Linked DNA regions of Homo sapiens: region 2 is linked to region 1. A link is a loop called in an ENCODE intact Hi-C map of the cell type or tissue named here. Cell type or tissue: gastrocnemius medialis. All regions are shown on one strand.

The links. Peaks named below come from ENCODE experiments on the same cell type or tissue, not always from the same donor. Only the 100,000 strongest peaks of a DNase experiment are listed, where the experiment ranks them.
Region 2: it touches region 1 in a loop (3-fold over the local background); 1 of 110 quality-filtered maps calls a loop at or near these places.

The regions. Positions count from the first base shown.
Region 1 is chr17:9,421,455-9,423,954 of GRCh38, forward strand. The region is part of intron 6 of STX8 (syntaxin 8); the gene reads right to left. Among named protein-coding and RNA genes, the nearest start is that of STX8, 150 kb to the right of the region's middle. In gastrocnemius medialis, no CTCF peak of the experiment used is centred here; no DNase peak of the experiment used is centred here.
Region 2 is chr17:9,238,779-9,241,278 of GRCh38, forward strand. It overlaps NTN1 (netrin 1), which reads left to right. Exons shown (of 7, transcript NM_004822.3): 7 at 862-2,500. The coding sequence ends at 1,190. It overlaps LOC124903923 (a long non-coding RNA gene), which reads left to right. Exons shown (of 2, transcript XR_007065614.1): 2 at 1-206. Among named protein-coding and RNA genes, the nearest start is that of NTN1, 220 kb to the left of the region's middle. RefSeq lists a silencer at 1,205-1,654. In gastrocnemius medialis, no CTCF peak of the experiment used is centred here; DNase peaks (open chromatin) are centred at 1,143, 1,413, 1,773, 2,193 and 2 weaker places; H3K4me3 peaks cover 1,447 bases; H3K27ac peaks cover 1,802 bases.

The DNA of each region.
Region 1 (2,500 bases):
ATGCCTTCTCTTGCTGTAAATAAGGTTTATAATACAATGTAGCAGAATACAGCCATGCTTATGCCTTTACATGGTGACCCTGGCTGCTTTATCCTTTCCCCTGCTCCTGGGAGTGAACTAGGTGTTCTTTTATTGAGGTGAAATTCAGATAACATAAAATTGGCCAATTTAAACTGAACAAGTCAGTGGCATTTAGTACATCTGCAACACTGAACAATCACCACCCCTATCTAGTTTCAAACTCTTCTTTCCTCACTCCAAAAGGAAACCCATACCACTTAAGCAGCTGCTCCCCATGGCCGCATGACATGGTTTGGCTCTGTGTCCTCACCCAAATCTCATGTCGAATTGTAATCCCCACATGTTGAAGGAGGGGCCTGTTGGGAGGTGACTGAATCATGGGGGTGAACTTCCCCCATGCTGTTCCAATCGAGTTCTCACAAGATCTGGTGGTCTGAAAGCGGAGCACCTCCCCCTTTGTTCTCTCTTCCTCCTGCTCCGGCCATGTAGGACGTGCCAGCTTTCCCTTTGTCTTCTGCCACGATTCTAAGCTTCCTGAGGCCTCGCCGAGCCATGCTTCCTGTAGAGCCTGTGGAACCATGACCCAATCAAACCCCTTTTCTTTATAATTTACCCAGTCTCGGGTAGTAGTTTTTTTTTTTTTTTTGAGACAGAGTTTCACTCTTGTTGCCCAGGCTGGAGTGCAATGGCGCGATCTTGGCTCACTGCAACCTCTGCCTCCTGGGTTCAAGCAATTCTCCTGCCTCAGCCTCCCCAGTAACTGGGATTACAGGCGTGTGCCACCACACCTGACTAATTTTTGTATTTTTTTAGTAGAGACAGGGTTTCACTGTTTTGGCCAGGCTGGTCTTGAACTTCTGACCTCAGGTGATTTGCCCACCTCGGCCTCCCAAAGTGCTGGGATTACAGGTGTGAGCCACCATGCCTGGCCAAGGCCGTCTCAGGTAGTTCTTTACAGCATGTGAGAACGGACTAATACACCCCTCTCCCTAGTTCCTGGCATCACCAATCTGAATTACGGCTCCATGGATTCGTCTGTTCTAGATATTTCATAAAAATGGAATCATACAATATGTGGCCTTTTGTGTCCGGCTTCTTTCACTTGGCAGGATGTTTTCAAGGTTCATCCGTGTTGTTCCATGTGTCAGTATTCATTCCTATTTATGGCTGAATAACATTCCATTGTATGGATATGCCACATTCTGTTTCTGCAGCAATGGCTGCTTTTGCACTGTAACTGCAATGGTGAATAGCTGCAACACAGATCACACGGCCTGGCCCACAAAGCTTACTATCTGGCCCTTTGGTGACAAGGTTCGCTGACCCCTAGTTTATACCATCTACCTTCAGAAGTGGCGATTTTCCAAATCAGCTTGTATTAATGATCACTGAAGCGCTGTTTAGGGAAGAAAAATGCTGGACATAAATGTCTGTCATTAGAGGACTGGTTAAATTACAGCAAACACATACTACGTAATACCATGCAGCTCCTCAGAAGAATCAGGTAAATCTGTACGTGGTGATAAAGAAGCATCTCTGGGATTAATTAGGCTAAAAAAGCAAAAGCATGCAATGCATGTAGTATATATTCCTTTCCCCTTAAAAAATAACCCATAAATAAGTGCATATATACATATCTGGGTAACACTTTCCCCAGAATCAAAAGAAACGTTCACTTTTCATTTTGTACCTTTCTGCACTATCTGTAATTCCTAACCTTAAATATGCATTTCCTTATTAGCACTGTCAATAAGTGTTAGCTAAATGAGGAAACTATGGTCTGTTTTCTTCTTAATAAGTCTGTTTTTAGAAGTAATAATGAGGAAGCAATCTAATAAACGTTATTTTTTGTTGTCGTTGTTTTTTGAGACGGAGTCTCTCTCTCTGTCACCCAGGCTGGAATGCAGTGGCACGATCTCAGCTCACTGCAACCTCTGCCTCCCGGGTTCAAGCAATCCTCCTGCCTCAGCCTCCTGAGTAACTGGGATTACAGGCATGCGCCACCATGCCCAGCTAATTTTTGTATTTTTAGTAGAGATGGCGTTTCACCATGTTGTTAAGGCTGGTCTCAACCTCCTGACCTTGTCATCCGCCCGCTTCAGCCTCCCAAAGTGCTGGGATTACAGGTGAGAACCACCGTGCCCGGCCAAATGTTATGTTTTTAAGGAAGAAAATTCAAAGCAAAATGCTATGTTGAAAACTGACATGAGTTATGTCTTTTTATGAGCTTTCAATTACTTTATTTTCTTACCCTTGCAGGTCAGTGATCCTCCAAAGATAAAAGAAAAACACTGTGCCACAGGTTAGAATTTTTTCTGCCAGAAAGCTAGACACTGCACCAGACCATCTTTAAAGACGCCGTCCATATCAGTCACGGGCTGAGTTGCAATCCTAGTTTTCCGCTGATTATTACTGAGAAGCATACCACATCTGTCAGCCACAGGACACTGCAAATCTTCTACTGCCACAGAGTTCAGTA
Region 2 (2,500 bases), 180 kb before region 1:
AAATGACATCTGGTAACATTTGTCCTCTGAGTCAATGACATCGGCACCACTTGTGAGAAATGCATATTCTAGGGCCTCACCCAGATCTGTTCAATCTGAAGCTCTGGGGCGGGGCCCAGCAGTGTATTTTCACAAGCCGGCCAGGGGATTCTGATGCATGCTCCATTTGGGGAAGTCCTTCTACTAGGGAAAATACTGGCAGAGAATTTGGAGTAAGAGGAATGGTCTGGGGACCTTGGGCGGCATGGAGGAAGGGAGGCCACCTGGTAGGGATGGCTTAGGCGTGGGAAGCGGCAGTCCAAGGTTCCCGGGGCTCTGGAAAAGGCACTACGGCCACCCCAAAGGGTGGGTTCTCATCTTCTGTCCCTGAGCATTGAGGACCCATTATGGTTTTCTGAGGCTGGTTGGAGGGCCAGGCTGTGTGTGGAGTGTCATGAGGGCTGGTGTAAAGTGACTTGGGCCTTTGGAGAAGCGCACCCCTGAGGAACCTCCCTCTCCCCGCCAGCACTGCTCTCACCCGAGCGCCTGCCCTGGGCAGACAGCTTGCCCAGAGTGCTGGGGGCGTGGTCAGCACCTGTAGGCTTCCTGGACAAAGTGGGCCTTGACAAGGCCAGGAGATGGCTTGTCCCGACGGCAGTGCTGGGTGGCACCCTCACAGCGTGGGAGGCAAGGCTTCTTGGCCCTGTTGTTAGCAGGTGGGGGTCTACGATCAGCTTGCCACCACCCACGCGCTCCTGTATGGGCCACTCTGTGCAGTCACTTCCTGGGGCTGGGTCTCCTTTCCCTTCTCCCCAGGCTCAGGCAGGGCGGACCTAGCCACAGCAGCTGGGAGCCCACCCGTCTGCCTGTGCTTCCTTGCAGCCGTCCAGATCCACATCCTGAAGGCGGACAAGGCGGGGGACTGGTGGAAGTTCACGGTGAACATCATCTCCGTGTATAAGCAGGGCACGAGCCGCATCCGCCGCGGTGACCAGAGCCTGTGGATCCGCTCGCGGGACATCGCCTGCAAGTGTCCCAAAATCAAGCCCCTCAAGAAGTACCTGCTGCTGGGCAACGCGGAGGACTCTCCGGACCAGAGCGGCATCGTGGCCGATAAAAGCAGCCTGGTGATCCAGTGGCGGGACACGTGGGCGCGGCGGCTGCGCAAGTTCCAGCAGCGTGAGAAGAAGGGCAAGTGCAAGAAGGCCTAGCGCCGAGGCAGCGGGCGGGCGGGCGGGCGGGCGCCAGGGCGGGGCCGAGCGAGAGCGGGCGCCTTGGCCCGGCCGCCGCGGACTTGGCCCGCGAGGGCTTTCCCAGGTGGGGGGAGGGAGGGGGCGGGGCCGCACGGCGCGGGGGGCGGGACCCTCGGCGGCCCCTCCCCCTACCCCCACCCTGCGCGCTCTGGGCGGGAGCCGCGTGCACGCGGGGCGGGGTGCGCCGCCGGCCGGGCCCTGGAGAAATGACGAGACGTAGCTACCTCACGGGGCTCCTTCCAGAGCAGAGACGCGCTTCCCTGGGCCTGGGCGCGGCCGCCGTGGAGGGGCTGGGGGCAGCCTGCCCTGGGGCCCGGGGGCGGGCGCAGAATCGCACAACTGGGGCCCCAGGCGCGGGGCGTGGATGGCGCGGAGACGTGGACGGGAGGAGAACTGTGAATTCTCAAGCCCGTAGTGTGGGCGGGGCGCGGAGCACCCACCAAACCACCACCCGACACGCAGCCGACGGGATCCCCCCCTTTCTCCCCGGCCCCTTCTAGCAGTTCCCCGCGGGCCACCTGGCTGTCACAGCCTGGACTCCTCCATCTGAAGGGGCCTGGCAGCATTTGGGGAGTGGACAGCTCCTGTCCAGCCAGCATGCCCCAGGCGGCCTCTGTCTCCACTGCTACCTGCTGAGTGGGTCCTACTGGGTGGGGGCTTGGGGTCGGTGAGTGGTTCACCTGTGGAGAGAGGAGAGGAAGCCCCTGCTGCTGCCTGTCTCTGCCCCTGCCCCTGCCCCTGCCCAGCGTGGGGCTGGCCCATCCGGAAGGCAGTGGGCCCAGGGACACCCCTGAGAAGCCCAAGCCGGGTGGTCACCGCCTCATGCTGGAGCTGCCTGTTGGAGGAGGCATCGCAAACGCAAAACCTCCCAGAGAGTTTCCTTTTGGAAACTTGGAACCAGCCCTTTTTATGACGTTTTCCAGGGGGAGGGGGAGGGGCACTGGCTGGGTTTACGGCAGTGACACTATTTATGTAAATGACATCAGCTCCCGCAAGGCCCCTCAGCAATGTCAACAGCTGGAAAGGGCCTGAACGGGCTTGGAGTCTGCAGGCTGCGAAGGCACTTGGGCCTGGCTTGGGGCCGGGGGCTTGTTTGAGCTGGGATGGGGTTTGCTGGCTCAGTGAAGTACCAGAGTGCCTGAGCCATGGGTGGGCAGGGGCACAGGAATGACCAGGTTCCTGGGGGCCAAGGAGGCCATGCTGGCTTCTCCAAGGGAAGGCACAGAGGCTGCCGGCCTGCCCCCTACAGCTGTCTTGGGTCTGGCCTG